2 separate regions of the Homo sapiens genome follow, and region 1 is linked to region 2. Evidence: chromatin contacts called from ENCODE Hi-C or POLR2A ChIA-PET data. All regions are on one chromosome and are shown on one strand. Each heading gives the region's core, a stretch centred on a gene start or an enhancer-like site at or near the end of the contact. The rest is flanking DNA. Distances are from core to core; before and after follow the strand shown. Region 1 overlaps SYNDIG1 (synapse differentiation inducing 1). Region 2 holds the start of LINC02967 (long intergenic non-protein coding RNA 2967).

Evidence for each region. Hi-C counts contacts between places; a loop is a spot of excess contacts on that map. ChIA-PET counts read pairs that join two places held with the same protein, here RNA polymerase II (POLR2A). Pooled maps may share reads with other maps.
Region 1: a map of dorsolateral prefrontal cortex shows a loop between it and region 2 (2.5-fold over the local background). The contact joins the enhancer-like site here to the promoter of LINC02967 in region 2. A Hi-C loop is called at or near these places in 1 of 168 maps with a recorded cell type or tissue (dorsolateral prefrontal cortex), 4 of 37 single-sample maps with no recorded cell type and 3 of 50 pooled maps. POLR2A ChIA-PET finds 5 or more read pairs at or near these places in 1 of 52 experiments (HCT116).

Annotation. Positions count from the first base shown.
Region 1 is chr20:24,633,115-24,637,591 of GRCh38, forward strand. The region is part of intron 3 of SYNDIG1 (synapse differentiation inducing 1); the gene reads left to right. Among named protein-coding and RNA genes, the nearest start is that of SYNDIG1, 170 kb to the left of the region's middle. RefSeq lists enhancers at 603-1,255, 1,339-2,538, 1,420-2,258. Within about 2 kb of position 1,822, at least 5 of the 41 ENCODE cell types and tissues checked have a DNase peak (open chromatin) inside an H3K27ac peak, as active enhancers do; they include HCT116 and dorsolateral prefrontal cortex, where a contact is called at or near this core.
Region 2 is chr20:24,915,612-24,920,114 of GRCh38, forward strand. LINC02967 (long intergenic non-protein coding RNA 2967) reads left to right here and starts at 2,953. Exons shown (of 3, transcript XR_001754563.2): 1 at 2,953-4,383. RefSeq lists enhancers at 2,554-2,623, 2,890-3,523 and a silencer at 2,774-2,833.

The sequences.
Region 1 (4,477 bases), core at 572-3,071, 280 kb before region 2:
GTGGCTTGCTGCAGCAAGCTTACTGCCATGCTAAACACTTAGTGAGGAAGCATGCCTGGAAACTGTCCCTCTGGTCAGAGTGCCTCCAGACCCAGAATGTCCTGGCCGCAATCATTCAGGCACATGTTACTGTCCTGAGTACAGACGTAGGATCTGAGCCCTCGCTGGCTGCAGAGCCACCACTGCCCACCTCTCTGGCACGTGCCTTCCTCCCTGACACCACCCAGCCCGAAGGCCCACAGTGGAGTGCGTGATGCCCCTGCTGTGCCCCTCCTGGTTTATCCGTGCCTGGCAGAGTCCCAGCACCCAGCACGGGAGCAGGTGTAGGGGAGGCTCAGAAATAAACATGGATCAATATTAACTGGTAACGTTCACGGGGGGGAATGTTCCAAAGAACCTTGTTGAAACCCTCTAAGTTGGTCCCCTTTTGATTCTAGTTGATCACCCTGGAAGAAATGGCAGCATTCAATTCCTCCATCCTTTTTTCCAGTTCGCAAGGGCTGGTTCCCTGGACCAGCAGCATCAGGGTCATCTGGGAACGTTTTAGGATCGTGAAGTCTCGTCAGCTCCCAAGACCTGCTGACTCGGAAGCTCTGGGGACGGGGCTGGCAGTCTGGGTGTGAATGCCCTCTGAGGTTGCTGTGGAGACTCCTGAGGTAACACATGCTGAAGTCAGCCTGTCCTAATGGACCAGGCTCTTGGTTAGGAGCCCCAGCACCTAGGGGAGGCCGTGGTTCAGGGTTGTTGGGGTGTGGGCACAGCACGTGACACCCGCACCAGCCGCTCTCACCTTTTCACTCCTGCCCTCCCAGGTCACCTGCATCCGCCAAACTCTGCCTGGGGTTCCCTTCGTTATCAGCAGAGCACATAGACACATGTCTGGATTTGTTTATTCATTGTCTTTTCAAATATAGTGTACTCAACTTGGAAAACAGAAGGAGGAGGAAGAGAATGGAGAAAGAAAGCATGAAAACTGAACCTCTCCTCCATGCCCCTTTCTCAAAGCCCCTCCTCCAGGGGGACCCCGTCTTTCTGTGCCTTTATCAATGTGTGTGTGGGCAGTTTTGATTTACACGTAGAAGACCATCAAAGTGCAATGCAGCTTGCTTTTTCACATAATGTAAATACTTCTGGTATCTGCATATAAACACCAGCATTGACATTTTTAATGATTTTGTAGCATTTTGATGTATGAATTGCAATAATTTCATTACAGTAATGTTTTCCCTAAAAATGGACATATCAATTGTTTTCAACTTCTCCTTTTGCAAATATAGGATATCCACAAGTGAAATTCCACCAAGTCAAAGGTTATTCACATGTAAATTTAGCTACATACTGTAACTTCTCCTCCAGAAGTCCGTACCAGTTTTCATTCCTATTAACAAAATGTGAATGCCTGTCTTTCCCACCTGAGCTCAGTGTTCCATTTTCAACAATCTGATAGATAAAATAAAAGATATTGTCAGTTTCAGTTTGTGTTTCATTGGTTACTATAAAGCTGAACATCTTTATGTGTGTTATTTTTTTTCCTGCTTTTATTTCCCGTATAAATTTCTAGTTCTACATTTACCATTTTGTATTGGGTGTTCACATTTTATTAATTTGTAGACCTTATTTTTCTGACACAGTTTTTAGTCTGCTGTTCATGAGCTTTACTGCAAACATGTCCTCCTGCCAGACTTGGCTGTCAGTGGTGCCTCTTGCTGTAGAAAGGAGTCCTGGAGTATCTTCAGTGGTTGCTGGAGGGAAGCTTCCAGGGCACTACAGTCCAGTTCTTTACAGCTGCTGAGCATTGGTTGTGCGGTGTCTCACAGTGACTCAGCAGAAGACAGAGCCTGCACTAGTGTCTCCCAGGCATCATCGGATCCTGCAGCTCCCACACGGCAGCCCCAGGAGCAGCCTGGCAGTGTGACTCAGCAGCTTTCCTTGCCTGTTCTGAGGGGGCGCAGCTGGGGACAGCACGGGCTTCTGCCCACTCCTCACCCTGCCAGCGGGAAGCCTCCAAGACTTGGGAAGGAAAGGCAGTGAAGACCTCACTTGTCTCCTGCTGGGCCGTGGGCCCAGGTGCTGGCTTCACGGTGGTGACTCATGAACACACGAAGAATTGGGTGTGCAGAGGAGGAGAAACCATGCAGTGAAGAGCCCCATCGTCCTGTCACAAAATCCACTGCTAACTTTTTATTTCTACACCTATCTCCTCATGCTTCACAGAACCTCTGACCAAAGCAGCTTCCTCTTATCATTCACAGATTTTATAACTTTCTGCCTTTCCGAACGCGCTCTTCATTCCTGGTCATCTTGCATAATTTCCCGCCCGTGATTCTAAAGAAGAGAACCTATTGCTATGATAAAAGCTCACTGCAGATTCAGGGACATTGCACCTTATCCCAGCGGACACCAAGGGTCTCTGTGCTGGTTGGGTCTTGCCTCCAGTTCTCATCTTTCTTATTAAATACTTAAGTTTCTAAACTGGAGACTTTTCTTGATGAGGAGGCCGACTAAAGGAGTACCTTTTTATAAGCTTTTTTTACAATTACATTCACATCACAAAACACGTAGTTTTGTAACAGTGCAGTTATTCACACATGCCTCTTGTTTTTCAGAGCACCCTTTTCTCCCCTTCTGTGTTGAGGGTGGATCTCACGGCCACACAGTTAACCTATGTTAACCACCTCGACTGCCCTTCCAGTTTCCTCCACACTCAGCCATTTGCATATGCACACACATCTAGCACCCGGTCACCATGCCATCTACCACTGTGGGGACCCTCTCACCAGTTTATTCTCATGAGAGTAAACACACTTTCTGTATCTCAATGTTTTCACTGACAATACTTTCCAATATTCTGGAAATTTTGTAGTTATTGTCTTTAGCATTCATGAAATACCTGCATAACAATGACTGTCGTTGACCCAGCTGTCTTTCCAACACTGCTTGTTCACTGTTGTCTGGACTTTGGGGGGGCTCTATGAACAATGTTCCAATCAAATGTAGTTTTTGGTGAAAGTTTATATCCATATTTGCCGGTATATGAGACTGGGCTGCAAATAGGGTACTTCAATTTTCATGAGAAAGCTTAACTTCTTTTCATCATGCATAAGTTGGAAGTGATTTTCATCTATTATTGAAGCTGCGTCATTGTTTGGGGTAAATACCCAAGGTTCATTGTCTCGTGCCAAGGGAATAGAGGAAATGGACATACAAGAAGTGTATTTAAGAGTGGAGGTTTAATAGGCAAAAGAAAGAGAAAAGAGAACAGCTCTCTCTCCTGCAGAGAGAGAGGGGCACCTGAGTGGGTCTTCTAGTCCATGGCAAAGTACATGGGGTTTTATAGACTGGCTTGAGGAGGCAGTGTCTGATTTACATAGGGCCCAAAGATTGGTTGGACCAGGTGTGCCATTTACATAGCACACAAAGAAGCTGGCCACCTCTCCCTAATGTTTTACTATGCAGATGGGGTCTCTACCTGGCCAGTGCCATGTTGTCTGCTCCTTACTGTGCACGTGGTTGACAAGGAAAGGAGATGATGGAGTGCCATGTTGAACCTGCCTGGCCACCATGTAGCCTTTTCCTATTGGCACAGCTGCTGGCATTCACCCATGCAAGCTTCCAGCTTATCTATGTCTGCAGCTCAATTTTACAGGCTGCTCTTTGTTAGAAAAGAAGTGATTTGGGGGCTGCTTTTCATTAAAAGGAAAATCTTACCAAGGACTCTCTTACCCTCGCTATCTGCCTAAATAATTTCTTTTTAACTGCTATATCATTATTATAAGATAAAATCTATATTGATCATGTCAACAGACCTAGGTTCTGCCTGGGGCGCAGTAGGAAATCACAAGTTGCAATTGAGGCCTTGCATACCATCCAAGAGGCTCCTGAGAATTTTCCCCTGCACATGGGAAGTCATTGCTTGACCTTTTCCCTGTGGGGGATCCTGCAAGGCAGTTCCCTGCAGCCACGGGCAGGGCCCGGGGAGGGCAGGCTGCTGCAGCCTCAGCAGCCCACCCTTCCAGCAGCTGAGGAGGGTACATTGGCTGGGAAGAGGGGTCTTGGTACAGCTCCTACAGAATCCCACATGGAACTACATGCAGCATAGATGCCAAATACATAGTGAACAGAGGAGTGAACAGCGAGCAAGAAACCCAGCACTCTGTGGTGTGTCTCATATGGTAATTACAAGCCACATGGTAATTTACGATTCCTTCCCTTCAGAGCTACATTTTCTTCAAGTCCCTTCCACGTCCCCTCCCTCCACTCTAACAGCCTCTTCCCTGTGAAAAGCAGTGGCATTGGAGAGACAGAAAGAATAGGCCCATAAAGACAACCCTCTCATTCAGAGACATCAGCCCTCAGAGGTCCCACCTAGCCACTGGATCTTCTTCATGAAGCCTCTTGCTCACCTAGAAAACCCCAGCAAAATGTGGGCTCTCCAGACTTCTGCCACAGAGAAGACCCTTCTAAAATGCTGATATTC
Region 2 (4,503 bases), core at 1,703-4,202:
AGCCCTTACAAAGGGCGTGACTTTGTGGTAAGTGGCTCTTTTCTGCCAAGGGCAACTCCAGAGAGGCAGCTGGGGGGTGAGCATCTGAGTCCTGCTGTGGGGCCTGAGTGGTGCACCGAGTCCACCAAGCAGCCTCAGGTCAAGTGAGCAACTCCATCCCCAGCTCCCTGCAGATTCTGCAGACAGGTTCATCCCTGTCTAAGCGATGTCTGTCCTCCCCTCCAGGGGTGAGCCTTTTGGATCCAGCCTGGGCCTCAGTCAACACTTAGGCAGGCACCGAGAGCTCTGCAGACAGATCTGCTATCTCCCGACTCCCACCTGGAGTTCAAGGGAGAAACCACTGCAGCCTTCAAAACCCCCAGTAGGAGCTTAATGCCAGCAGCCAGCCCTGATAAACTCTCCAATGAGCCCACTGGCCAGGGCCAGAATGCAGACCCCACACTGCTGAGTGTGACATCAGGGCCCCTGAGAGCGCTTCGTGCGTGCAAGCCATGAGGGGCCAAGGCGCAAAGGGCAATAGGAGTGCTGTCCTGCCGATACCAGGTGCTTCCCTTGCTGGTGACCAAGCCCGAACCCACAGGCTGGCCATGGTGGTCAGGCTGGCCCCCCAGGGCTCCAAGCTGTGAGCTCCCCAACTCCACAAGACAGAAGCCCACATAAAGAGCCAGCCACTTCAACCTTCTATAAAGTTCTCCAGGCTACCGAAAGGTAGGCTGACAGATTTCACAGATAAAGACACAGGATGCTCAGTTAAATTTGAATTTCAGATCATGAATGATTTTTAGTATAAGCGCATCCTATGCAATATATAGGACATATTTATGCTAAATATTTTTGTGTTGTTTATCTGAAATTCAAACTTAGTCTTTCTACTGGCCACTGTAGGTAGCAGGGAAGCCACACAAGACCTGAAAGTCATCCCTGGGTGAACACCACAGTGCTGGGCACAGCAAGGCAGGTTCATCTGCCTCCAAGGACCAACCCCACCTTTGCCTGCTCAGAACTGACCATGCATAACCCCTGTCATCAGCTCTAACCTTCAATCCTGTCTTCCATCACCTGGGAAAGGCTCTCAGTTCTTCCAGTAAATATCATTTCCAGGCTCTCCAACCCTCCCCCGTTCCTGATGATCTGGCCACTGGCAACTTGCACCCCTGATACTGACCCAGCCACAGAGCTGCTTCTCATCTGTGTCAGTTACAGTCCCTCCATGCTGAAAGCAAAACCGGAAAACTCAACTGGAATCATCTTAAACAGTAAGGGGATTTATGGGAACTCCTACCTGGAAAATCTAGTGGTAAGTGAGTTTCAGGGTGGGCTCGATCTAGGGGTTTGTCATGACTGAGTCTCTACAATTCTCCCCCTTCCAGCTTCTCCTGAGCCTGGCTGCCCCTGTGTACCAAAAAGGCTGTCAGCAGCTTAGGGGCTACACACAGCTTCATACATATCCATGGGAGGGAAAGTGGGACAGAGAGAGGGGTAGATACTTTTCTCCCACAATGATAGAACATAAGTCTTTCACAAGACGCTGACTGAGCCACCTTCCATCCCTGCCCACCTCTAAAGCAACTGAACCAAAGTGGGCCAAGAAGAATCGCTGCATGAGCTGGAATGGGCCGGCCCCTCCTGCACCGGGCACTGCAGGACCACAGTCTCCACTGCCCCAGCTGTGCCCAGCATTGCGGGAAGCAGGCGGCCCCTGCGCAGGTTCATGAAGCTCACTTACTGCTAGATTCTCCAGGTAGGAGTTTCAGAAATCCCTTTACTGTTTAAAACCATTCCAGTTGGGTTCTCCAGTTTTGGTTGGCTTTGTTTTTCAGCATGGAGGAGCTGCAGCTGACACAGGTGAGCAGCAGCTCTGTGGCTGGGTCAGTATCAGGGGTGAGAGTTGCCAGTGGCCAGCAAGTGGGGAATGGTGAGGGCTAGAGAGGCTGGAAATGGCATTTCTCCGAAGAACCGAGAGCCCTCCTGGGAGGCTTAGACTTTAATTCTCTCTGGACACACTTGAGCAGATGACGTTCCAAAGGTGCCACACCAGTACGTCCCTCCCATCTGCTTTCTGGTGATAGGACCTGACACTGTCCCACCAAGAGGTGGGGTCTGCTTGGTTTCCCATCTCTTGAATCTGAGCGGGTCTGCAATTCTGGCAAAAGTGATACTAGGTGACTTTCGAGGCTAAGTCATAAAAAAGGATGACTTCCACTTGCTGCTCCAGGGAACTCTCATGCTCAGAGCCCGGCCACCAGGCTGTGAGGAAGCCCAGGTGGCCACCAGGCAGGCCACGTGGAGGCGTTCCCACCCCAGCCCACCGAGATCCAGCCAGCAGCCAGCGCCACTCCAGATATGTGAAGGAAGAGCCTTCCATGATGCCAGGCCCCACCCTCGGATCCCCCAGCTAGCATCCCAGACCTGGTGGCCACAGGCCCCCACCACGTGGTCCCGATCCCTGGCCTCAGAAGGTCTGAGAATGATGGAAGGGATGGTGGCTCCAGGACTAAGCTTTGCAGTGACCCGTGCAGCTAAGTTAAGTGGAACCCTCCAACCCCCAAACGCCGAGATTCTCCACGCCAGAGGCCCGGTGGGTGGGTGAGGGGCCTGCCAAGCCTGGGAGATTTATTTGCAGGATTTTCCCCACGGACTCATAACTGAAATCGCAGAAGGCCTTGCGGTTTAGAGGCCCTGTCTCATGCCCCAAATTGCATTTTCCCGGAAAGGGCTCAGGGCGACTGAGGTCCCCACCGCCGCTGCGGAGCAGGCTAGGGACTGGGGCAGGTCCCGGCACAGGGGAGGGGGGCGGGGGCGCTGCCAAGGTCTCACAGCTGAAGAGGGAAGCCAGCCGGGGCCTACGGAAAGCTGGAAAATGCGCTCAGGCCGGGCCGTGCTCATGGCTGGGATCACAGCGCCACCCTGTGGCCGACGCTCTCCTTCGGCTCGCAACAGTCTGGAGAAATTGAATTGCATTCTTCATGGAGAAACACAGACCGAAAAAGATCTTCCAGCCCAGCAGCAAGAAAACCACCACTGACTTTTAGAAGTCGAGTGCAAACAGAACAGAAAGGTAGTGAACGCCACCTCCCCCTGACTCCTCTCTTTCTCTGGAAATCTGCCCCAGGAGGTTTTGTGTTTCTTTCATACATTGTTTTTGCACAGAAAAAGTCTCTCTCATGCACACATGAGACTCCTGAGACCACCTCACTCCTGCCCTGCACACTTTGTGCACACTCCTGGATCAGCGATGCCCTTCTGTCTCCTGGCACACGCAGGCCACAGCCAGAGGCCACCCCCACCCCACTGGCAAGTTGGCGTCTGCAGGCAGAGTTCACGGGTCACTCAATCCCAGGCCTGGGCCCAGCAGGGGCCTGAGTGGTCCTTGCCCACAAGGCGGACAGCCTTGAGGACCCAGGAGCCAGGACCATGCTGCCGGGGCCTGATCCCCAGCCTTGCGTAACTTCTGGCAACTTCTTGCTCTCTGCATGCCCGTTTCCTTGTCTGTAAAATGATAGGATTCAATGAAGACACAGCTGGTTCAAGAGATCTGTTGTACAACGTGGTGACTCTAGTTAGTGACAGTGTACACCTGCTTGAACATTGCTACATAGGATCTTAAGTGTTCTTATGGAATGAGACCACCACTTCTCCTGTTGTCCTTCCCAGCTTCCCCACCTCCCCTTTTCCCTAGTTTATAAGACAGTAGAAAAGGGAGAAAGCAAAAAGTTGGAAAGAAACAGAAGTAAGATAAATAGCTAGACGACCTTGGCGCCGCCACCTGGCCCTGGTGGTTAAAACAATAATAATAATATTAACCCCTGACCAAAACTACTGGTGTTATCTGTAAATTCCAGACATTGTATGAGAAAGCACTGCAAAACTTTTTGTTCTGTTAGCTGATGTATGTAGCCCCTAGTCACGTTCCTCACACTTACTTGATCTATCATGACCCTTTCACGTGGACCCCTTAGAGTTGTAAGCCCTTAAAAGGGCTAGGAATTTCTTTTTCGGGGAGCTCAGCTCTTAAGACTTGAGTCTGCCGATGCTACCAGCCGAATAAAAACCTCTTCCTTCTCTTCCTTCTTTAATCCGGGTCTGAGGAGTTTTGTCTGCGGCTCATCCTGCTACATTTCTTGGTTCCCTGACCGGGAAGCGAGGTGATTACTGGATGGTCGAGTCAGCCCCTTAGGCAGCTTAGGCCTGCCCTGTGGAGCATCCCTGCGGGGGACTCCGGCCAGCTCGAGCGACGTGGATCCTGAGAGCGTTCCCGGGTAGGCACTTGCCCCTGTGGAACGCCTCATCAGAGCAGTGTATGGCAGGCCCCCATGGAGGATCAACGCAGTGGCTGAACACCAGGAAGGAACTGGCACTTTAAGTCTGGACATCTGAAACTTGGTAAGACTGGTCTTTGGAACTTGCCCCACTCCATTTGAGTGGAAGCGTGGCCTGATCACCCATGGTGTGCCTGTACTGGCATTTTGGTTTTTGTTTTTGACTTGACTTGAATTGCTTGAT